2 separate regions of the Homo sapiens genome follow, and region 1 is linked to region 2. A link is an interaction called in ENCODE POLR2A ChIA-PET data of the cell type or tissue named here. Cell type or tissue: MCF 10A. All regions are shown on one strand. Links, peaks and the distances in the headings refer to the core of each region. The heading gives the core; the rest is flanking DNA.

Region 1 (14,343 bases), core at 1-2,500, 200 kb before region 2:
AAGTTATTAAAGGGAAAAAGACTTATCCTAATTTGCCCTCAGGAAAACCCAACTAGGAAGAAAAATAAGGAATCTGGGGAACTGAACCCACCTTTCTTCCTCAGTTCCTCTAATACAATCTGGATCGACTCCACAGGAAGCTTTCCTGGTTTAAGGTTAAGGGAACGGCATACACATGAGTTGGGTAGGATAAAAATTTTCAGAGCCAGTCCCATGTTGAGAAACACCTGCCCCTTCCTCTCCCACACACATATGTGTGCAATTTCCCAACATGATATGAATTGGCATTTCCTGGATATTCAAAGGAGGAAGGTAAAGAGAAACTCTTCCAATTAAAAGGAGCTTTATGTGATTGTGCCACTGCATTCCAGCCTGAGCAAGAGAGGAAGACCCTGTCTCCAAAAAAAAAAAAAAAAAAGAAAGAAAGAAGCTTTAGAAAATGAAAGGTACTGTCATTCCTCACCCTCTGTCTGTTGCCTTCCTTCAGCCTTTCTCCACAGATATTTTAGGGATGAATCAGGCAGCAAAAACAAATGACCCTTACTTCCTGGCAGGAGGGGGGCAGAGAAAATAATTAAAGGTAGTTACCCAAGTCTGGGCCTCACACAGAAAAGGATGGAAGATACAAATAGTCAAAAGGGTTTAGGTTAAAAAACTTGGAACTTGGCTTCAGGGCAGAAATTCTAAGACCTTAATGACATCCGAGCAGTCATCACTGCCAAGAACAAGAGGGTATGGTACTGCATTTGCCAGGGGAAAATGTCAGCTACACATTTTCACTCTTTAAGTCCAGTTTGGGTGGGAATCTGCCTACCATGGGTAAAAGGGGGCTGGCGCGGGGGGGCGTCTGGGCATGTGTGAAAGCGCAGAAGTGCATGTGTATGGGCTGTGGAAGAGCCTGAGGGAGGATACGCTGTAGCTTGACGTTGTTGAAGAGCGGGCTCTCCTGAGCTTCCATCACCGTCATGCTGGACTGTTTGTGCAGGCGGCAGAAGGACAGGACCAGCGAGCACCAGGCGGCCAGCTGCTTCTGCCGAGTGTCCACATTCGGTTGTAACCTGCCGGGTGAAGGGAGTGGGGCGCAGAATTAGAGGGCGGGAGGCAGCACTTGCCCGGGACGCATTTCAGGAAGAAAGTAAGGGACTGAGGGTGTTGGCCGACGGGTCTTTTCTCCCCCTCCCCATATGAAGCATCAGGGCTGAGCCCAGGGTCCGGGGGAGGGGAGGGAGGCACAGCGGTGCTTCTTGGGGTCTGAGCCTCACGTAAAGAAGGGTGGGAAGCGATACTGCCACGGCCACTCGAAACTCATCGCCATCGTAGTAGCCCAGGAAACCCGGAAGCTACCGGCTAAGGACTTCCGGCCTTCGCTTCCGCACGTCCGGGCAGAAGGCAATGCAGAAAGGTTCCGGAAGCCTTTCTGGAAAGAGAGAGACCGGCAGGAGGAGTCCTCGTCATGACCCAGTCCCTCGCTGTTATCCTAAAAAGCCCTATCTTTTGGAGCAGGAAGAGTCCTGGGAAGTCTTCTGGTTCAACCCCAGAGAAAGGTCATGTCTTCCCCAAAGCGGCGAATTTTTGTTGCTGAAGTAGAACGGCAAATAAAGCCCAGATCTCCAGATCCCAGCCTACCTTTGTTTCCTCTATACTAGGCTTCTTTTAATATTAACATTTCTGTGAATTGCCATTTAATTTGATCAACTCACAATTACCCAAGCTCAATTCCAATGTCCTTTGTTTTATTTTTAATTTTTTATTTATTTATCTGTTTATTTATTTTTGAGAAAGGTCTCCCTTTGTTGCCCAGGCTGGAATACAGTGGCACAATCACAGCTCACTGCAGCCTCTACCTCCTGAGATCTGGCGACCGTCCGGCTTCAGCCTCCTGAGTAGCTGGGACTACAGGTGCACACCACCGCACCCAGTTATTAAATACATTTTGTTGTTGTTTTGGTACAGATGGGCGTCTCACCAAACTCCTGGGCTCAAGTGATCCTCCTGCCTCGACCTCCCAAAGTGCTGGGACTACAGGAGTGAGTTAACGCTCCCAGCAACCCGGCTAATATTTTCTAGAGATGGGCACTCACTATGTTGGCCCAGGTTGGTCTCAAACTCCTGGGCTCAAGCGATCTCCAGACCTCAGCCTCCCAAAGGGATAACAGGTGACCAACCCGGCCCTCCAATTTCCTTTGACTTCACCATTCCTCAGGCTCCTGCAGCACCCATGGGAGCACACTTTGTAGCTTGAATCACTAGAGACAGCCCTACTTCCATGATTCAGAGCTGCAGGCTTTGACCACAACCACCCATCTCTCACCTCTGCCATGACCTCGCCTTTCTTGTCTCAAGACCTAGGACCCCTTTTGGTTTTATCAGACTCCTTACCCAGCCTAAACTACTCAATTCTGTCCCCTTACCTACCTACCTACCTACAGGTCAGTTCCCAAACCAATGATCGTTGCTCCATTTCCCCCACCTCTTTTTTTCACTCCTGGGCTCTGGAGTATTGCTGGAAGAAAAATAACCAGAACATGTTTGCCAAGCCCTAGATTCCCTGACTAGCCTCACTACCGGGCTCTAAGGGCAGCTCTGTGATCCTTTGTCTTTTATTGACTCCGTCACCCTCAAGATAACTATTCAAACTTTTCCACATTCATCAAGGCACTCCACCTGTCCCCATGTCTCTGCTCTCTGCAGAACGCCTTTCATTCCTGCTTTATGAGATTGAGGCCATGCATGTGAACCCTTTAAGTTTTCCCTCTGTCTGTCTCTATACTTGATTCATCGCTCAAAAATTTCTCTCCACTTTTACTCCTTCTTTTTTTTTTTTTTTTTTTTTTTTTGAGACGGAGTCTTGCACTGTTGCCGGGTTGGAGTGCAGTGGCTTGATCTCAGCTCACTGCAACCTCTGCCTCCCTGGTTCAAGCGATTCTCCTGCCTCAGCCTCCCTAGAAGCTGGGATTACAGGCATGAGCTACCACACCCAGCTAATTTTTGTATTTTTAGTAGAGACGGGGTTTCACCATGTTGGTCAGGCTGGTCTCAAACTCCTGACCTCAAGTGATCCGCCCACCTCGGCCTCCCAAAGTGCTGGGATTACCAACCGCATCCAGCCTACTCCTTCCTTTTGGACTCAGAAGAAGTGTTGCACCCTTTGGCATATGTTCTTGCCTCCCCTTTTCAACTTCCTCCAGGACTTCTCTATCATCTTCCCTCTCGCCCTTGCCCTTAGCTCCTCTCCCATATACTATAAATATGCACAGGTCTTCCTTAATTAAAAATATGTAAACCCTTGGCCAGGCTTGGTGGCTCATGCCTGTAATCTCAGCACTTTGGGAGGCCGAGGCAGGTGGATCACGTGAAGTCAGGAGTTGTTCAAGATCAGCCTGGCCAGCATGGTGAAACCCCGTCTCTACTAAAAAATACAAAAAAATAGCCGGGCGTGGTGGTGGGCACCTGTAATCCCAGCTACTTGGGAGGCAGAGGCAGGAGAATCGCTTGAACCCGGGAGGCGGAGGTTGCGGTGACGCGAGATCGCGCCATTGCACTCCAGCCTGGGCGACAAGAGCAAAACTCCATCTCAAAAAATAATCATAATAATTATATATATATATTTTTTAGACGGAGTTTCGCTCTTGTCACCAAGGCTGGAGTGCAATGGCGCGATCTCGGCTCACCGTAACCACTGCTTCCCAGGTTCAAGCAATTCTGCCTCAGCCTCCCAAGTAGCTGGGACTACAGGCATGCGTCACCACACCTGGCTAATTTTTGTATTTTTACTAGAGATGGAGTTTCACCATCTTGGCCAGGCTGGTATCGAATTCCTGACCTCGTGATCCACCCGCCTCGGCCTCCCAAAGTGCTGGGATTACAGGCGTGAGCCACTGCACCTGGCCCAATAATAATGATATTTACATCCCTTGGTATCATAGCAAGACTCCATCTATACAAAAAATTTTAAAAATTAGCCAGGCATGGTGACACATGCCTGTAGTCCCTACACTTTGGGAGGCTGAGACAGGAGGATTATTTGACCCCAGGAGTTTGAGGCTGCAGTGTGGTATGATCGCACCACTGCACTCCAGCCTGGATGACAGAGCAAGACCCTTTCTCTTAAAGAAAAAAAAAAAGTACAGGCTGGGCGTGGTGGCTCACACTTGTAATCCCAGCACTTTGGGAAGCTGAGGCGGGCGGATCACTTGAGATCAGGAGTTGGAGAGCAGCCTGGGCAACATGGTGAAACCCTGTCTTTACTAAAAATACAAAAATTAGCTGGATGTGTTGGTGCACATGCCTGTAATCCCAGCTATACAGGAGGCTGAGGCACAAGAATTGCTTAAACCCAAAAGGTAGAAGTTGCAGTGCCTAGATCACACCACTGCACTCCAGCCTGGGAGACAGAACGAGACTCTGTATCAAATAAATAAATAAATAAATAAGTACAAACCTTGACCTTGTCATCATCTGATCTCAATTTTCTGTCTGATTTCCAACCTTTCCCTCACCCAAATCCTTCACGCGCACAGTTCCTGTGACCTTAGTTTCTGGGTAAAAGAAAAAAAAAGAAAAGGCCAGCTGCAGTGGCTCACGCCTGTAATCTCAGCACTGTGGGAGGCCGAGGTGGGCGGATCACTTGAGGTCAGGAGTTCAAGACCAGCCTGGCCAACATGGTGAAACCTCGTCTCTACAAAAAATACAAAAAATTAGCCAGGCATGGTGGTGCACGCCTGTAATCCCAGCTACTCGGGAGGCTCAGGCTGGAGAATTGCTGGAACACAGGAGGCTGAGGTTGCAGGGAGCTTAATCGCGCCACTGCACTCCAGCCTGGGTGACAGAGCGAGACTCCGTCTCAAAAAAAAAGAAATTAAAAAAAAATAAGTAAAAACACTGTGCACTGTACTTAGTCCACAGAATGACCAACAAATATTTGTTAAATGGATGAATGAATGAACCATTCAGTTGATAATACCTTCTCAAAGCTCACTATTTCCGTTGACTTTATGGCACTCCTTTTTTTTGAGATTGAGTTTTGCTCTCATTGCCCAGGCTGGAGTGCAATGGCAAGATCTCAGCTCACTGCAACCTCCGCCTCCTGGGTTCAAGCAATTCTCCTGCCTCAACCTCCCGAGTAGCTGGGATTACAGGCATGTGCCATCACACCCAGCTAATTTTATATTTTTAGTAGAGACGGGGTTTCTCCATGTTGGTCAGGCTGGTCTCAAACTCCCAATCTCAGGTGATCCGCCTGCCTTGGCCACCCAAAGTGCTGGGATTACAGGCGTGAGCCACCGGCCCAGCCTTTTTTTTTTTTTTTTTTTTTTTTTTTTGAGGTGGAGTCTCGCTCTTTCGCCCAGGCTGGAGTGCAGTGGTGTGATCTTGGCTCACTGTAACCTCTGCCTCCCGGGTTCAAGCAATTCTCCCTGTCACAGCCTCTTGAGTAACTGAGATTACAGGCACCGCACCACGCCTGGCTAATTTTTGTATTTTTTAGTAGAGACAGGGTATCACCATGTTGGCCAGGCTGGTCTCGAACTCCTGACCTCAGGTGATCCGCCTGCCTCGGCCTCCCAAAGTGCTGGGATTACAGACGTGAGCCACCATGGCTGGCCTTTGACACTCCTTTATTCTTGTTCTGCTATTACATCTCTGATCTTCCCTCTGTCCCTCTTATTTGTTTATTTATTTTTGAGATGGAGACTTGCTCTGTCGCCCAGGCTGGAGTGCAGTGGCATGATCTTGGCTCACTGCAACCTCCACCTCCCGGATTCAAGCGATTCTCCTGCCTCAGCCTCTCCATTAGCTCTCCAGACTACAGGCGCCCGCCACCACGCCCGGCTAATTTTTTGAATTTTTAGTAGAGATGGGGTTTCACTGTGTTAGCCAGGATGGTCTCAATCTCCTGACCTCGTGATCCGCCTGCCTTGACCTCTTAAAGTGCTGAGATTACAGGCGTGACCCCACCACGCCCAGCCTATTTATTTGTTTTTTTGAGACAGGGTCTTACTCTGTTGCCCAGGCTGGAGAGTGCAGTGGTGTGATCTTGGTTCACTGTAGCCCGACCTCCCAGGCTCAAGCGATCTTCCCATCTCAGCCTTTTGAGTAGCTGGGACTACAGGCATGCACCACCACACCCGGCTAACTTTTAAAATTTTTGTAGAGATGGGTTTTTGCCATGTTACCCAGGCTGGTCTCGAACTCCTAAACTCAATCAATCCTCCTGCCTCAGCCTCCTAGTGCTGGGATTATAGGCATAAACCACTGCACCCAGCCCTTTTCTCATTCTTTAAGTGTGATGTTTCCTAAGAGTGTAACTCAGCCTTCTTCTTTTCTTTTCTTTTTCTTTTTTTTTTTTTTGAGACCAAGTCTCGCTCTGTTGCCCAGGCTGGAGTGCAGTGGCATGATCTTGGCTCACTGCAACCTCTGCCTCCCAGGTTCAAGCAATTCTCCTGCCTCAGCCTCTCTAGAAACTGGGATTATAGGCGCACACCAACATGCCTGGCTAATTTTTGTATTTGTGGTAGAGACAGGGTTTCATCATGTTGGCCAGGCTGGTCTTGAACTCCTGACCTCAGGTAATCTGCGCACGCCTTGGCTTCCCAAAGTGCTGAGATTACAGGCACGAGCCACTGCTCCCGGCCAGCCTTCCTCTTTTCAATGAACCATTCTGTCTTAGAGTTCTCATCTATCTAATGGCGTTACGGCGCACTTCCGTGCAGGAGACTCCCACACCTATATTTCCAGACCCAACCTCTTTCCACTCCCATCCCCCCATTTCTAACTCTCTGTGGAACATAACAGCTTGTTCCACTGTTACCTTATAATTGTACATTCTTTTCTTCAGGACAGTTCTTCCTCCTCAATGGCTCTTTTCTATTATTACTGCCATAATTGTCCTAGTAACTCAAGTCCAAAGCCTGAGTCACCCCTAACCTCTCCTCTCCCTCAGCCCTGGCCTCTCCCTCCTGTTTTATCCAAGTCCTGCTAATTTCCTCCCTAGGGGAGAGAGTAGAAAGGGAGGTGAATTAGGAAATTATTGCAATAATCTAGGCTTGAGAAAATGAGGACATGGAGCAAAGGAGTGTTGAATGGGGAAGTGGACAATATGCCCTAAAGATATTTTGAGTTTTCACCTGAAATAAAGGTTTGCTTTATTTCCATGAATGCATCTGTTTTCCCTAAAGATATATCTACTCCCTTCATGGCATGTATTTGCCTTCATGCATTTCATGAATATACATCAAGGGTCTGTTGGTATTTTTTTTATTTTTTTTAGAGACAGGGTTGCCAGTGGTGGAGTGCAGTGGCCCAATCATACCTCACCATAACCTTGAATCCCTGATCCTCCCCACTCAGCCTCCCAAGTAGCTGGAACTACAGACATGTGCCACTACATCCAGCTGAGTTCTTATTTGTTTGTTTGTTTGTTTGTTTGTTTTTGAGACAGAGTCTCACTCTGTTGCCCAGGCTGGAGTGCAGTGGCACGATCTTGGCTCATTGCAACCTCCGCCTCCCAGGTTCAAGTGATTCTCCTGCCTCAGCCTCCTGAGTAGCTGTGACTACAGGTGCATGCCACCATACCCAGCTTTTTTTTTTTTTTTTAGACGGGGTCTCACTCTGTCGCCAGGTTGGAGTGCAGTGGCGCAACTGCAACCTCTGCCTCCTGGGTTCAAGCGATTCTCCTGCCTCAGTCTCCTGAGTAGCTGGGACTACAGGCGCGTGCCACCACACCCGGCTAATTTTTTGTATTTTTAGTACAGATGGGGTTTCACTGTGTTAGCCAGGATGGTCTCAATCCCCTTACCTCGTGGATCCACCCACCTTGGCCTCCCAAAGTAGTGCTGGGATTACAGGCGTGAGCCACTGTGCCAGCTTTTTTTTTTTTTTTTTTTTTTTTTGAGACAGAGTTTCGCTCTGTTGCCCAGGCTGGAGTGTAATGTTGCGTTCTCAGCTCACTGCAGCCTCTGCCTCCCAGGTTCAAGCGATTCTCCTGCCTTAGCCTCCGGAGTAGCTGAGATTACAGGCATGCACCACAACGCCCAGCTAGTTTTTGTATTTTTAGTAGAGATAGGGTTTCACTATGTTGGCCAGGCTGTTCTCGAACCCCTGAGCTTAGGTGATCTGCCCATCTCAGCCTCCCGAAGTACTGGGACTACAGGCGTGAGCCACCGCATCTGGCCTAATTTTGTATTTTCAGTAGAGATGGAGTTTCGGGCTGGGCGCAGTGGCACACGCCTGTAATCCCAGCATTTTGAGAGGCCGAGGCAGGTGGATCACCTAAGCTCAGGAGTTCGAGACCAGCCTGGTCAACTCAACATGGTGAAATCTCCCGTCTCTACTCCAAATATAACAGTTAGCTGGGCATGGTGGCACATGCCTGTAGTGCTAGCTACTTGGGAGGCTGAGTCACAGGAATCGCTTGAACCAGGGAGGCAGAGGTTGCAGTGAGCCAAAATTGCACCACTGTACTTTGGCCTGAGCGACAGAGCAATGCTGTGTCTCAAAAAAAAAAAAAAAAAAAGAGATGGTGTTTCGCCATGTTGGTCTCAAATTCCTGACCTCAAGTGATCCACCCACCTCAACCTTCCAAAGTGCTGGGATTACAGGCATGAGCCACCTCGCCCTGCCTGTGTTTTTTTTTTTTTTTTGTAGAGACATGGTCTCACTATGCTACCCTGACTAGTCTTGAACTCCTGGCCTCAGGTGATCCTCCCACCTCAGTCTCCCAAAGCGCTGGGATTACAGGTATGAGCCACCACATCTGGCCTCTTCCTCCCGTTTTTAATCCTATCCTCTACTTTATAATTATTTTCCATTACCCCATTCAACACTCCTTTGCCCCATGTCCTCATTTTCTCAGGTCTGGATTATTGCAATAATTTCCTAATTCACCTCCCTTTCTACTCTCTCCCCTAGAAGAACGTACTCCAGCTATGGCCTAGTCATCTACCAACTCTGCAGTCACCCTCCTGTGATCACACCCCTTGTGATCTTCTCAGCCAGATGTGATCCCTTTTTCCCTCACACTCAGATAACATTTGGTTTGTATCCCTAGCATGATTCTCATTACACTTTTGTTTTGGTTTGTTAATTTGTACACGTCAACTTTCTCACTAGATGAAAGCCACTGAGGGCAGAAAACCAGACTCTATCTAACCTATCTTTCCAACATAATACACCACACAGTGTCTTTTTTGTTTTGTTTTGTTTTGTTTTTGAGATGGAGTCTCACTCTGTCACCCAGGCTGGAGTGCAGTGGCGTGATCTTGGCTCACCACAACGTCTGCCACCCAGGTTCAAGCAATTCTCCTGCCTCAGCCTCCCGAGTAGCTGGGATTACAGGCGCCTGTCACTGCAACTGGCTAAGTTTTGTATTTTTAGTAGAGATGGGGTTTCACTGTCTTGGTCAGGCTGGTCTTGAACTCCTGATCTTGTGATCTACCCGCCTCAGCCTCTCAAAGTGCTGGGATTACACTCCCAAAGTGCTGGGAGTGCGTGAGCCACTGTGCCCGGCACACACAGTGTTTTATACCAGCAGGTCCTTGATGTATATTAATAAAATGCATGAAGGCAAATACATGCTACAAAGGGAGTAGATATACCTTTAGGGAAGACAGATGCATTCATGGAAATTAAGGAAACCTGTATTTCAGGTGAAAACTCAAAATATATATACTTTTTTTTGAGACAGAATCTCGCTCTGTCACCCAGGCTGGAGTGCAATGGAGCGATCTTTGGCCCACTGCAACCTCTGCCTCCCAGGTTCAAGCAATTCTCCTATCTCAGCCTCCTAAGTAGTGGGACTACAAACACACACCCCAACGCCTGGCTAATTTTTGTATTTTTAATAGAGACGGGTTTCACCATATTGGTTAGGCTGGTCTCGAATTCCTGACTTCAGGTGATCCACCAGCCTTGGCATCCCAAAGTGCTGGGATTACAGGTGTCAGCCACCGCGCCCGGTCAGAAAACTCAAAATATTTTTAGGGAACATATGTGTGCCTAGAAAAACAGATGCACCCTGAGAGATGTGTGTCTCAGAGAATGAATAGGCATGTTCCAGGAATCATACAAGCATATATGGAAAAGGCAGGATACCCCAAGAAATGGACATGCATGTACTCAAGAAGGCAGATATTTCAACAAGAAGGAAAGTCCCTAAAGAGGCTCGGGGTGCCACAAGGAGTAAACAGATGTATCCATGGAGAATAAAGTTGTTTTGGAGATATTTTTGGAGACCTGGCAGTTGTGTCTGATGGAGAGTTGAAGGTGTAGGTTACCTGGTAAGAAATGGGCCTCACTATCCAGGGAACATATAGGTGTGTTCATATACAGCAATGGTGACTTGTAGAGAGGGGCTGGGTATGATCCTAGAAAGTAGGAAGGTATCTGAAGAGAGTGTTGTTTGTCTCAGGAAGCTGATAGCGGGGTCCAGCTAAGAACTAGTGGTTGTGCAGGCACAGCAGGCTCATGCTTGTAATCCCAGCACTTTGGGAGACTGACTGGGGAGGAGCACTTGAGGCCAGGAGTTCAAGACTAGCCTGGGCAACACGGTGAGACCCCATCTGTATAAAAAAACTTAAAAAAAAAATTAGGCCGGGTGTGGTGGCTCGTGCCTGTAATCCCAGCACTTTGGGAGGCCGAGGTGGGTGGATCATGAGGTCAGGAGATCGAGATCATCCTGGATAACACAGTGAAACCCTGTCTCTACCAAAAATACAAAAAATTAGCCGGGCGTGGTGGCGAGCACCTGTAGTCCCAACTACTCTGGAGGCTGAGGCAGGAGAATGGCATGAACCAGGAGGCAGAGTTTGCAGTTAGCCGAGAGCATGCCACTGCCCTCCAGCCTGGGTGACGGAGCAAGACTCCATCTCAAAAAAAAAAAAAAAAAAAAAAAATTAGCTGGGCATGGTGGCTCACGCCTGTGGTCCCAGCTACTTGGAAGTCTGAGATGGGAGGATCCTTGAGCCCAGGAGGTCGAGGCTGCAGTGAGCCATGTTTGTGCCACTGAACTCCAGCCTGGGTGACAGAATGAGACCTTGTTTCAACAAACAAACAAACAAACAAACAAACAAGGAACTAGTGATTGCTGTAGAGATGGCAGTTTTCTGACCCCAGGGTCCAGTGCTCCTCAGCCTTGAGCTTCTTCCAGATCAGATACGTCTTCTGGTTGCTGGCTTTAGTGGACACCAGGGGGCAGTGTGTTGCTAGGCTGCAGGCCACACCCAGTCCAGGACAATGTAGGATGAGGGCAAGGGACATGGAGAGGGGTGGTGAACCTAGTAAAGGAAGCCCCCACTGCTTTCTCCCTCAATTGTGAGGGCCTTAGGAATGGATTCCTGTTGCTCAGTCAGGGTTCCTCTTCCCAGGCCCTGTGAGTAAACTGAAGCATGAAGAAGAGGAATAGTCAGGGCTCCTGGGCAGCCTCCTGCTCCTCTTGCAGGAGTCACAAGCAGAGATTCCTCCCTTGCCCCTTCCCCCACACCTCCCCAGTTGCAGGCCCCCAGCTGCTGTCCAGACCGGAAGGGAGTCTCTTCCTGCTTGTTTCCTGGAGCCGAGTTTGGATATAGGCAGGAAAGGCCCGCCTGGGAGGAAAGAATATAGGGGTGTGACCTTCATGGAGGCAGGGAGCAGGGGGGCAGGTGAAATGAACAGAACAATGGGCCATCCAGATTTTTCCAGTTCTACTACCCAGGGCTGAGGGCCTGTGGCAGTGGCAGGGAAGGACACAGGTTCCACTGAAATGGGGAGAAGGACATTGTACAAAAAAAAAGTTTTATTTTGAAGATTACAGAACTTGTGCCATGACCCCACCTGGCTTCCATTCCCAGCAATCCAGGGATCTGTGGTGGGGATGAGAGTGAGAAAAGGGAGTAGGAGGGGAGGAGGGAGGCCTGGTGGGGGTGGGGAAGTGGAGTAACATGGTTGTTGAGAAGCTCGTGGCCCCCTAGGCCTGGGCCTCACTGTCTTTACTCCTCCATACTACAAGAGTGATGAGGAAGGGGATGAGGCAGATGGGGGCTATGATCATGGCCAGGAGTACATCCTCTGGGGGGTCAGAGAAGGTGGGCTGCACCAGGGAGCAGTTGGCAAAGTGGATCTGGTGAGTCTCAAAGATGATCCTCTCTGCCAAGGGATTGGGGAAGCCCAGGTCAAACAACTCTGCAAAGTGCTCCAGGCAATCTCGCAGGGTGCTATAAGGCCTAGGGGCAGAAGAGGACTTGAGTGAGAGAGGGGGTGGACCCAGGGAGAAGAGTGCCCCACTCTCACTCAGGGTCTACCTGCAATGAGCAGGTCCACCCCCTGGCCTGAGCCACCCTCCATCACTGCCCCTACCTGCTAATCATGGCCCAGTCGCACCAATCCTTTTCGATAGGATCCATTTGATCCTTATAATGATTCCAGCAAAATTGGACAGCTGTCTCATAGTTCTTCACCGTCCCCCCTGTAGGTACAGATGCTACACAATGACCACACCCCTACCCCTCCCTACAAACCCTCCTGCCCAGGTGCTTGCAAGGTGAACTGCCTGTCTTCAAACGTGGGAACCCTTCAGAAAGTTTCCCTAGCAAAACATTCTGGCTGAGGACAGAGTCCCAGCTCAGGAATCCTATAATGACTTCCATGTGCTAAGCACTTTCCATCCCAGCCTGATAAGAACTTCCACGTACACCTTTTCCTGGGGTCTTCTCGCCCACTTGTGAGGTGGGCAGCTCAGAGCCGTGCAGGGGCTTTGTAGGAGGACAGGGAGAAAGACCACGAGGAACCCCAAGAAAGAACAGAGGGGAGTGTAGTGGGGCATCAGCTGGGGTTGGGCAGGCCTCGTGGGAAAGGAACCCTCCCCACTGAACTTGCTCTCGTCCTTACCCTCGGCCACCCTTCCACACCCTGGGTACCCACCTTCTGACCCTGGTGTGCCTGTGGTGGGAAGAGGCTGAGCCAGGGCCTCGTGGGGATTCAGGACAGCTGTGGGAAGAAACGGGAGAGGAGGGTAACATAGCGGGGACCCCGGCAGTGGAGCCTGCGAGGGGGGTTGGGGGACTGAGACCCTCCGAAAATAGGCTACCTTGGAAGAAAAGGAGGAATAATCTAGCCCCCACGGACGCCTCAGTGCCGGGGAGGGAGGGGCTGGCACCAGCTCCTTGTCACTCACACCCAGGCCCAAAGCCCCCTCATCTCTGGCCAGCTTCCGTCCTCCTAAGCCCTCTTCGAGGGGCCGGGGCCAGCACCCCAGCTTTCCCTGGGTGGGAAGCAGCTCATGCTGCGCCCGCCCCGAGGTGGGGTCAGGGACCGTCCGAGGGCCAGTGCTGCTAGGTACGTCGGTCCTAACCCGCACCCCAGGGCCCGTTCCGGCCTCGGCCATCCAGCCCCTCTCCCCTCTCCCCTCTCCCCTCCGGGGCCTCTCGCGCCTCCCGCCCGGGCCTCGGGGCGCCGCGCTCACCGCCCAGCAGGAGGAGGAGGCGGAGCGCTGCCGGCCGCCCGACTCGGGTCCTAGGGAGACGCGGGCCGCCGGCGCGCTCCACCCGGAGCGAGGCCATCGTGCAGCAAGGAGGCGAGGAGCGGCGGCGGCGCTGAGCCGGGCCCGGGTGTGGGGGCGCCTATATCCCCAGCCCAAGCTGCAGGAAGCCGCGCCGCTTCCTCGGAGGGGCTGGGACGGCGGCGGCCACGTGGGGGGCGGGGGCGACGCTCGGGGCCCGCGGCTGGAGGGGGAGTCGCTGCCTCACCCGCGCCTGGCGCCCGCGGCTCCCTCCGCCTCGCCGGCGTTGGCCCACCCTCTCGTAGCTCACCCCGCGAGGCTGGACAGCTCCCGGAACCCCGGAACCGGGATCTATTTCGGGGGCTCGGCTGCGTGGCGCCCAGGACTCTCCAGGGTCTCCCAGGATCGCTCCCCGAATTCGAGTCGCCCCCTCTCTCTTTCGGGTCTGGAGGGGTCGGCAAGCTGCTCTCCCAGACGTGGAGAAGAGGGAGGGGGCTGGGAGCTCCAGCGGCCTCTCGACGCCGCTGCTTCTAAGGGGCTGTCCTGGGTTGTGGGGGAAGGGGCGCCTGGAGCTGAGCCATGCAGCTCAGGGTTCCTTATCCTATCCCTAGGAATACCAGCTGATGTCAGTCCGCCAGCCAAAACCAGGGAGGAGAAGCGGGAGCCAGCCCTCTGGAGTCGGGAGAAGGTCTGGGGAGTGGGGTAGAGGGGAAAGCAAAGTCCAAATACCTTCCCTTCAGACACCTCCTGGGGCCTAGACCCCACAAACCTGTTGTGGGGAGGGCAAAATACGATGACTACGTTCCCAGGAAGAAGGTGCCACAGCTCTTCAGGACCACGGTTGGGAGAAAGAATGGAGGGGTTTTAGAACCTTC
Region 2 (10,400 bases), core at 170-2,669:
TTACTTCGTGATGGCCAGAACATCACCATAGTATGAGGCTACTTTCCTTCTTGTGAGAGCCCCACCATCAGTATAACTGGCACTCTTGGCTAGTATTTAGCCTGTATTTCCTTCATTTCTAATTTCTTTTTTTTTCCTGAGACGGAGTCTTGGTCTGTCGCCCAGGCTGGAGTGCAGTGGTGCGATCTCTCACTGCAAGCTCCGCCTCCCGGGTTCACGCCATTCTCCTGCCTCAGCCTCCTGAGTAGCTTGGACTACAGGCGCCCACCAGCACGCCTGGCTAATTTTTTGTATTTTTAGTAGAGATGGGGTTTCACAGTGTTAGCCAGGATGGTCTCGATCTCCTGACCTCGTGATCCGCCCGCCCTGGCCTCCCAAAGTGCTGGGATTGCAGGCGTGAGCCACCGCGCTCGGCCCTTTCATTTCTAATTCTTAATATTGTCTCCTAAACGTGCAGAGACAAGCACACGTTTTAAAGGCTAAGGAGGTTGTAGGTAGCAGAAGGCTTTAAAAAGTAGCACCTTACTCCTTCACTGGATGGTCTGAGCTGCAGGGACAGCTGCTCTTTGGCCTTCAGCTCACCTCAGAAACTAGAAATATTTATTTCAGGCTCTGTCCCATTGGCCACTGTGGTCAGGGGTGGAAAGCACCTGCCAGGTGTTGCCCTGAGATTGTCTGGGCTAACAAACTTTTCCACAAGCTTTGTGGTTGAACAGTAGCCCCCTCCTAACCCTATCGTTCCTTGGCGTCCAAACTACAGTAGGTGTCGAGTGCCCCCTGGGTGCGAAGCTCGGTATTAGGCAAATAAGGGTGGTTGCTCTCCAAGGCGCTTAGCTGTCCCCCCTTCCCACTTTTTTTTTTTTTGTTCGAGACTGCGTCTCGCTCTGTCGCCAGGATGGGGTGCAGTGGCGCGCTCATAGTGGCTCACTGCAGCCTCGATGTCCGGGGCTCTGGTGACCCTCCCACCTCAGCCTCCAGAGTAGCTGGGACCACAGAAGCGCGCCACCACTCTTAATTTTTTGTACTTTATTTGCAGAGATGGGGTTTCATATTGCCCAGACTGGTTTCGAATTCCTGGGCTCAAACGATCCGCCCGCCTCAGCCTCCCAAAGTGATAGAATTGCAGGGGTGACATGCCACTGCGCCCGACCAAGGCGCTTAGCTTTCTATTAAGTTTTCACAACCACTTTCCTACCACTATCTACTGTTCCTATTTTACAAATGACAAAACTAACCGACAAAAGAGCACTGGACCGTGGGACCAGAGCACGTCCCTGTGGGGTAACCTTGAGCTGGTCGCTTGCCCAGGGCGGCAGCGGATGTCTGAAGCGTCTTCCAATCCCAACATTAGACTTAATTCAAGGTCACCAGTGCTCAGCTGCGGCTGGAACTGGGTCTCGAAACTTGAAGGCCTTCTCTGCTACAGCCTTCGTTCCCGGGAGCAGAAAGAGGAAGTTTCTTAGCCGTGGGCACGCCGGCGCCTTCGCAGAGGCCCATGGCTTGAGGTCCGGCCCGAATGCGCAAGTTCCGACCTGAAATGAACTATGGAGTCCGGGAGGGGTCGCTTTGCTCCTCCGGAAGGCTTCCCCTTCAGCCAATCACCGTTCGAGGCCCGCCCCCGTCGCCGGAAGGAGCCGTCGCCCCGAGCAACTACAACGTCCGGCTTTCTGAGTTGGGTGGCGGGAAAGGCGATGAGTAAAGGCCGGGCAGAAGCTGCGGCGGGAGGTAACGGCGCCGTGGGCGCGGGGAAGACCCGGGAGGGCAGTGGGTGAGGAGGTCGGTTGAGTGGCCCCCTCCCCTGCCTTTCTCTCCGTAGCCGCCGGGATCCTCCTGAGGTACCTGCAGGAGCAGAACCGGCCCTACAGCTCCCAGGATGTGTTCGGGAACCTACAGCGGGAACACGGACTGGGCAAGGCGGTGAGGACCTTCTCCCGGGATTCCCTCTCCGTCGGACTCCCTGGATTCAGGCTGGGGTCGTGCCCTTTGGAGCCTTGGGCGTTTTCCACATCACTGGCTGGATTTCCCCAGACCCAGGCTCAGACTCCTCTGATTGCTCCTTCTCTCTCCTCTGCCAGGTGGTGGTGAAGACGCTGGAGCAGCTGGCGCAACAAGGCAAGATCAAAGAGAAGATGTACGGCAAGCAGAAGATCTATTTTGCGGATCAGGTGAGGAGAACTTGCGCCGATTGTCACCCATGAGAGCCCGACAACGGGTGAATCTACTCCTGGTGTGAACTCTTTGGGGACAAGGCCCCCCATGGAAAACTCACCTGTCTTAGGCCACCATCCTTAAATCAAGGTGTGTACTCCTCTTGTTAGGATCCCAACTTCACGAGGTTTCCAGATTTACAATATGATGGATGACAGAAGATTCTGTATTGTTGCTACCAAGATCCATTTCCGCTCCAAAGCTCTTATTCCTTATCATCTACATTAGCAACACCCTCTGCCAAATGATGTTCCTCCTGCCTCCATCCGATTCTCTAAACACACATATCAAATTTATATTCTCCAGCCCAGACCTCCAGCTGGAATCTGTCAGGCATTAATATCAGAGTCAAAATTGCCACAGTAGAATGCCTCATCTTCCCCCCACCCCGGACTGGTTTCTTTCTAACATTCTCCTCCCCTAATGGAATTACTCTTCACCCAAACCAGAAATTGGGAGCAATTCTTGACTTCCTTTACTAGTCAACCATCAAGTCCAGCTGATTTTTCCGTTTTTATTTATTTTTTTAATTTTTATAGAGATGGGTCTTACTGTGCTGCCCAGGTTGGTCCCAACTCCTGGGCTCAAGTGATCCTCCTGTCTTGGCCTCCCAAAGTGCTGGGAGGACAGGCGTGAACCACAGAGCCTGGCTAATTTTTCCATTCTTGAATCCACTCTCCTTTCCATCTGCCATGGTTGCTCTAGTTCACGCCCTCTTTATTTGTTGCAGTATCCTCCTAACAGATCTTGGCTCTTCAAACATATCTTAAACTCTTAAACATTGCAGTCAGAATGATCTGTCTAAATAGATCTGGTCATGCACCTTCCCTATTTAAAACTCTTCAATGGCTCTCTAGTGCTGCAAAAAACATGTAAAAGGCACCGGAAGACGCCCCAGCCAGCCTCTGGCCTCACCAATCCTCATTATTTTTCTATCCACGAACACTAGATAATTCTGGTGTGTTTTACTGCTCTGTCCTTTGCATGTTGTCTTCCCTGTACCTGCTTCTCTTCCTGGCCAGCTCTTTCTTTCCTTGAGGATTTCACTTAGACATCACCTTTTCCAGAAATCTTCCTTGAATGCTCCGAGCTAATTGTTTCTTTTTCAGGCCCTTATCTCTTTTTGTTATTGTTGTTGTTGTTGTTGTTGAGACGGAGTCTCGCTCTGTCACCCAGGCTGGAGTGCAGTGGCACAATCTCGGCTCACTATAAGCTCCACCTCCTGGGTTCACGCCATTCCCCCGCCTCAGCCTCCCAGAGTAGCTGGGACTACAGGCACCCGCCACGAAGCCTAATTTTTTTTTTTTTTTTTTTTTGGTATTTTTAGTAGAGATGGGGTTTCATCGTGTTAGCCAGGATGGTCTTGATCTCCTGACCTCGTGATCCACCCGCCTCGGCCTCCCAAAGTGCTGGGATTACAGGCATGAGCCACTGTGCCCAGCCTGGCCCTTACCTCTTTTGAGGCATGCTGTATTACAATTTTTACTTGTCTCCTTTATTCAACTGAAGTTCCTCTAGGGCAGACCCCATTTCTCAATTCATTTTTATCTGATCAGCACCTCCGCAGTATCTAACATCCAGCAGATATTACTCGTTAAACTGAACCAAACCACTTTTAAGGCTGACTTTCCTAAAACAGGCTGCATTGTGTTACTCATCTAAAGATAATTCTCTAAAGGAGGGTTTGGCAAACTTTTTCTGCAAATGGCCAGACAGTATTTTTAGGATTTGTGGGCCATATGTATCTCTTGTCATGGCTGGCTGTACAACTGCCACAACTACTCACCTCTGCCACTGTAGAACAGAAGCAGCTGTAGACTATGTAAATGAACGGGTGGGGCTGTTTCAATAAAATTTTGTTTTCAAAAACATGCATCTGGCAGGATTTGGCTTGCTGGCCATAGTTTGCTGGCCTCTGCCCTATAGGTTCACCTTGCCCAAGTGTAGAGTCCAGACTGCACTGGCTGGCATACTTTTTCAACCTGCTCCCCATCACCAACTGATGTGACCTCCCCCACCCCCACACTGATCCCCAGTGCAGTTCTTTTCTAGCAATGGCCCCTCATGAGAGAAGCTCCTCAGACTTACTGGAATCCCTTATCTACATGGATCCCAAGACCCAGCATAGTGGCTCATGCATGTAATCCCAGCACTTTGGGAGGCTGAGGCGGATGGATCACTTGAGCCCAGGAGTTTGAGACCAGCCTGGGCAACGTGGTGAAACCCCTTCTCTACTAAAAATACAAAAATTAGCTGCGCTTGGTGGTGCGCGCCTGTAATCCCAGCTACTTAGGAGGCTGAGGCATGAGAATCGCTTGAAGCCAGGAGGCGGAGGTTGCAGTCAGCCAAGATTGCACCACTGCACTCTGGCCTGGGTGACAGAGAAAGAAAGAGAGGAAAAGAGGGAAGGGAGGGAGAAAGAGAGAGAAAGAGAGAGGGAAAGGGAGGGGGAAGGAGGGAGGGAGGGAGGAAAAAGGAAGGAAGGAAGGAGGGAGAGAGGAAGGTGGAAAGAAGGATGGGAAGAAAGGACAGGAAGGAAGAAGAAAAGAAGTCCATCCATCCCATCCATCATGCTTCTTCACCTGTCCAGTTTCTATCTATTATGGAAACCCATGATCTAGGTTTCCCCACCGTGGGAACAATGTTACTTAACTGCTTCAGCCCAGGTAGTGGTTTTATCACTAAATGGGAAGATTTCTGTCCTAATCAGTATCCTGTCAACCTAGTAGCTTAAGGACAAGCATTAGATTTCAGCTTTTCTTTCCTACCTTTTTAGTGGGGCCGCTCCTTAACTGAAAACAATTTCTCAAAAGTACTCTCCCACTATTTCTGCAGACCCTCTGGAGACTTTGGGGTGTGGCTGGTTCCTGAGCATATCCAAATGGTGCCTTCCCAGGTGTGTGTTCCCATCTTTGTGCCTCACAACAGTTCACTTGTATTTTCCCTCTTTGTCTGGCAGGACCAGTTTGACATGGTGAGTGATGCTGACCTTCAAGTCCTAGATGGCAAAATCGTGGCCCTCACTGCTAAGGTGCAGAGCTTGCAGCAGAGCTGCCGCTACATGGAGGCTGGTAGGACTGGGTAGCCCCTCCAAAGTGCCCATAGGCTTAGGTTCATTCTAGAGGTCAGGAATTACTAAATGAATGGTTCAATGACTGCAGCATCTTGTTGCAGCTAAGACCCCTTTGCTGGGCTCCCTTAGGCATAAAAAGAAATGTAGGATAACTAACGGCTTTTGTGTACCAACAAATGGACAAGATACGCATTTGTTCTCCCTGCCACGATTATCAGTACACTGTCCCCACGTTTCCCTTTATTCCTGCTTCTTTAACTGGCTACGCCTAAGTAAGTGTTCAACCTCACACCCACGCCACTTGTAGATGGAGGAGGAAAGAAAATTAGAAGAATAAATAATCCTGTATGGCTTAGTTTCCATGTGAGATGATAGATCCAGAGCAAGGTGGAACACCTCAGGGAGCACCCACTGGGAAAGACAGAACTCCTTCCTCAGGGGTAGCAAGTGACCCCAGGCGGATGTGGTTTCAGAGCTCAAGGAATTATCTAGTGCCCTGACCACACCAGAGATGCAGAAAGAAATCCAGGAGTTAAAGAAGGAATGCGCTGGCTACAGAGAGAGATTGAAGAACATTAAAGCAGCTACCAATCATGTGACTCCAGAAGAGAAAGAGCAGGTGAGCTGGAAGGCTGTAGGACCGCTGTGCAGGTCCAGAGTGAACATCAGGGCTGAGCCCCAGAGGGCTGCTGTGGTTCTGAGGAGTTAGAGGAACTTGCTTTTTCCTTCTAGGTGTACAGAGAGAGGCAGAAGTACTGTAAGGAGTGGAGGAAGAGGAAGAGGATGGTAAGTGTGTGGGAGCTCCGAGACAGGCCCTGGAGGTGCCTTTGAAAATGGCAGGCACCAGATCAGCCGCTACACAATATCATAAACTGACAGGCAGTGCCCAGTGCTGCCCATCTGAAAACGGGTGGTTTTATTTCTTGTCAGGCTACAGAGCTGTCTGATGCAATACTTGAAGGATACCCCAAGAGCAAGAAGCAGTTCTTTGTAAGTGGAGCTCTCTTCCTTCTTTGCTTCCCTGTGGTCTTATCCTGGTGACATCTCATTCACTTGTCTCCCTGTCTCACAGGAGGAAGTTGGGATAGAGACGGATGAAGATTACAACGTCACACTCCCAGACCCCTGAGGGGCCCACGGTCAGGACTGGTGGGGACTGCAGGATGTCAGAAGAGTGAGATGTCTTGCACTGGCTACCTTGTTTTTGGTTGGCTTTTGTTGTTGTTCCTGCTACTTTCACCTTTAAGCAGAGCAGTCAGGAGACAAGCATAAACCAGAGCACTGGGTAGAGAGGATGAGGGCTGGTGGCTGGGGGTAGACCCAGCCCATTTCATTGTCTAAATTGCAGTAGCTTGAGGTTAACATTTAGACTTGGAACAATGCTAAAGGAAAGCATTTGGCAATATTTATTATAATTTAATTTTATATAAAAATATTTAATTTCCTCTGGATAGTCAAACCTGCCAGATATCAAACCTGAGGAAGGCAGAAGTGAATTTGGAGAACTAGGGTAGAGAGAGGTTGCTATAAAACGAGCATTTGGAGGGCCCACGGCTTCACTCAGGACCTGCTGGGCTTGTGTACCCCAGGAGCCCTTTTAAGTATCTTTTGTACGCTTTTCACCCCACCCCCAAGTCCTGGGAGAAATGCAGGCAACACTGAGACATGGGAGAGGCCAAGATATGCTTGACAGAAAGGGTGATTTTGAGGCTCAGTTAATATTTCAAAATTGTAACCGTAGCAAAACTGCATTGGTATTTAGAAAAATAAAAAATTTCCAATATGTAGTGCTGTGTTATACCTGCCTCTGCCATGCAGCATCATAGCCTGTGGGAACCGGGAGGGCTTCCCTTACCACCCAGAGCAGAGGAGGAAGGTGATGGAATATGGGGTGAGGGGAGGAACCTGGTGGCCCCTCCCTGAGATGGCCAGAAAGCCCTTGGCCTCACCTGGGACTGACCAGGCAGCCCTAGTCTAGGCACAAGGTGCCCTTTCACCCTTCATGGCTGTGGGAATATTTCCTCTTACTCTTTTTCTCCCATACAGCTACTGCCAAAATGCCCAAACTTGGGCCAAATGTTGCCCAAACTTGGGCCAAAAATGTTGCCCAAGAGACCAAAACAGAGGAAAACAGTTTCCAAATCTATGTAGATCATGAGCAGAAATCTGAGGCTTGAATAAAGGGCTGAGAGGGCAGGAGCTCTTTGGGGTGTCCAGAGCAGACGCCCATCCCAAGGACTTCCATGGAGTGGGGGGAAGGCTGGGTAGGTTTGAGTTTTATCGTCAATATAATAAATTAATCAGAAGCTTTCACAAAACAAACACCGCGGCTCCGCTGAAGATAAAATGGGGCTGGGAAAAACCAAACACCAAGTAGAAACCAGCTGACCAGTGTGAGGTGTTGTAGTCCAGTCTCCCGGGCCCAGCAGTTCAGTGGCCACGTAGAGATTCAAGGGCCTCTTGTTGGCTGTTCTCCAGGTTTCCAAGAACCGGTCAGTAAAGCTGGTTTTTCAATTGGTGCAGGACGCCAATCACAATCTCCCGCAGGGTCTGGCGAGGGCAGCAGAGGAAGAAATAGACAATGCCCAAGTCAACGCAGAGTAGTTTCCAAGATGCCTGCCTAGATCAGCCATGTACTTTAGAAAAGTGCTTTAAAAATAGCCCCCCGGGGGCCAGGTGTGGTGGCTCACGCCTATAATCCCAGCACTTCGGGAGGCCAAGGCGGGTGGATCACCTGAATTTCAAGACCAGCCTGGCCAACATAGTGAAACCCCGTCTCTACTAAAAATACAAAAATTAGGTGTGGTGGCACATGCCTGTAATCCCAGCTACACAGGAGGCTGAGGTATGAGAATCGCCTGAACCCAGGAGGTGGAAGTTGCAGTGAGCTGACATCACACCACTGCACTCCAGCCTTGGTGACAGAGTGAGACTCCGTCTCAAAAAAAAAAAAAAAAAGCCCCCAGGAAGTACTGATGTCTGCAGTTTAATTTGAGGTGCTCCTGAAGCAAGATGGAGAGATGGAAATATAGTAAAATGTTTCGGTAAAATTTAGGGAGCGGGTATACGAGTGTTCACTGTGAACTCCTCTCAACATCGCAATATGTTTAATGTGTTTCACAATAAAAATGTTGGGAAACGAGGCCAGGCACAGTGGCTCATGCCTGTAATCCCAGCACTTTGGGAGGCCGAGGCGGGTGGATCACAAGGTCAGGAGATCGAGACCATCCTGGCTAACACGGTGAAACCCCGTCTTACTAAAAAATACAAAAAATTGGCCAGGTATGGTGGCACACGCCTGTAGTCCCAGCTACTCGGGAGGCTGAGGCAGGAGAATGGCGTGAACCCGGGAGGCGGAGGTTGCAGTGAGCCGAGATTGTGCCACTGCACTCCAGCCTGGGCGACAGAACGAGACTCCCGTCTCAAAAAAAAAAATGTTGAGAAACAAACAAGAAATCTCAGACACAAGTTTAAAACCTCAGAAAAAGCAACCAGACTTCAATTAGAAGACTTAGTGCAATACCATTAGCACATCTCCATTATAAATAAATTTTTAAAAAGCTCTTGGGGCAACTACTTTAGGGGGCCTAAAGGTAGGGTCCCAGAATTTGCGTTTCCAATTCTGCTGCAGATGCCTGGGGCTTCCATACAGGGGCAGCGATAACATGGGCTAGACAAAAGCCAAGAGCTGGACTTCACATTGAGCTCACGTCACACTTGCCGAATGAAACCGTAACATGAAGATGTGGGTTAGACAGCAAAGAAAAGGGAAAATACCAGGGCCCTCAAAGCTGTAGAAACGCCCTTAAGATCTAAAAGCAGCTGCCACGCTTTTCTCAACAGCTGATGGCTTGGGCCACTTTGCTTGATGGTAGAGAAAACCGCAGACCCTGTGCCTATTGTTGCCCCATACCTGAGGCTTACAGTGCTCCTCGATCCAGCTGAAGACACACGCTGACAGCTCCTGGAAGCTGGCCACTGAGATGGAGGCATTGAAGGACTGGAACAGGGAATCCATGATGCCTTGAAACACGTTGAACTTGACCTGGTCAGAGACCTGGTCCTCCCCTTCATGGGGGTTGTCCTGGTGTGCCTTCACAATCTGCTCATAGTTCCTAAAAGCATGCAGGCCAGGGCTGAGGTGCTGCAGCAGCTCCGCCCACCCAAGAAGAATGACGGGACTATCCTGTGTACTCCCAGGAATGGCAGCCCCAGAGAGCTTCTGGGTGGGGTTCAGTATCAGGGAGATACTGCTTCCAGGTCAGGAAAGGTGGCCCTCTCTCTCCAACCTTCCTTACATTAATCCAACAGGCATTTCCTGAGTGTCTGCCATGTGTAAGGACAGTTGGGGATACACAGTCCTACTGGCTAGCTCAGGAACTAAGAGTATTATCTGTACAGCAGTAACTGATGTGGCCTTTGAACAAGGGAGGGTGTGCAATGAAGTTGCCTCAGAAGTTCTGGTTCCCCCCATTCAGCACCCCTCTTACACTTTCATGATCTTTAGGGCGGTGACATCCTTGCGTAACGTGGACACCTCCTCCTCCTGCTTTTTCTTCTCCTTGTGCAAAAACTGAATGTAGTCAATGGCTAGGGTGGGGGCAAGAAAAAAAGGACAGGTACAGAAGTATTCTCAACCAAGAAGATAAGGCTGACTTTGTTCCCCTTACCCCAGACCCCAACTATCCCATGGCAATCACCACACCAAGGCCGAGCCATGGGTGGGTAGGAGGCACTGGCCTCTTCACAGCCCCGCTTGGCTCCATCCCCTCCAGTGCTTTCCCTAGCCATACTCTTTTGTAGAACGATGGCTTTGCTGAGCTTTTGGGAGCCAATGGAGAAGTCCTGCTGCTGGCAAGTGGGGACGATGGTCTGAAGGTCATCATAGCCTCTCTGTGGAAACAGCAGGGGAAATGGGTTCTTTAACCCTGAGAGATTAAAGCAAAATGGCACAAAGTTCCTCCATGACACCAAGTTCTATGCTCACAAACTCAATGGGGTGGGAAGGCTGCAAGGGAGGTGTTTGTGCCTGGGACTATACTACCTGCCCACCCCCTAGGGTGCCTGGGACTGTCTGAGTGGGTCAGGGCACAGGGAAGCTAAACTATGCAGGGCCCTC

What was found. ChIA-PET counts read pairs that join two places held together with the same protein. Peaks named below come from ENCODE experiments on the same cell type or tissue, not always from the same donor. Only the 100,000 strongest peaks of a DNase experiment are listed, where the experiment ranks them.
Region 1: POLR2A ChIA-PET joins it to region 2 with 10 read pairs; 17 of 35 experiments call an interaction of 5 or more read pairs at or near these places.

The regions. Positions count from the first base shown.
Region 1 is chr17:42,760,448-42,774,790 of GRCh38, reverse strand. It overlaps VPS25 (vacuolar protein sorting 25 homolog), which reads right to left and starts at 1,342. Exons shown (of 6, transcript NM_032353.4): 1 at 1,263-1,342; 2 at 913-1,058; 3 at 92-145. The coding sequence starts at 1,315. RAMP2 (receptor activity modifying protein 2) reads right to left here and starts at 13,564. Exons shown (of 4, transcript NM_005854.3): 1 at 13,433-13,564; 2 at 12,892-12,957; 3 at 12,328-12,436; 4 at 11,750-12,194. The coding sequence starts at 13,529. The coding sequence ends at 11,939. RAMP2-AS1 (RAMP2 antisense RNA 1) reads left to right here and starts at 13,534. Exons shown (of 6, transcript NR_024462.1): 1 at 13,534-13,911; 2 at 14,080-14,156; 3 at 14,278-14,343. RefSeq lists enhancers at 620-1,167, 1,251-1,450 and a silencer at 13,361-13,450. In MCF 10A, for the core only: no CTCF peak of the experiment used is centred there; a DNase peak (open chromatin) is centred at 1,380.
Region 2 is chr17:42,568,978-42,579,377 of GRCh38, reverse strand. It overlaps PSMC3IP (PSMC3 interacting protein), which reads left to right and starts at 1,649. Exons shown (of 8, transcript NM_016556.4): 1 at 1,649-1,725; 2 at 1,817-1,917; 3 at 2,076-2,165; 4 at 5,168-5,279; 5 at 5,755-5,900; 6 at 6,014-6,067; 7 at 6,212-6,271; 8 at 6,354-7,068. The coding sequence starts at 1,692. The coding sequence ends at 6,410. MLX (MAX dimerization protein MLX) reads right to left here. Exons shown (of 8, transcript NM_198204.2): 5 at 10,075-10,174; 6 at 9,772-9,871; 7 at 9,195-9,396; 8 at 6,175-7,831. The coding sequence ends at 7,775. RefSeq lists an enhancer at 1,298-1,387 and a silencer at 1,688-1,737. In MCF 10A, for the core only: CTCF peaks have their summits at 798 and 1,562; DNase peaks (open chromatin) are centred at 777 and 1,597.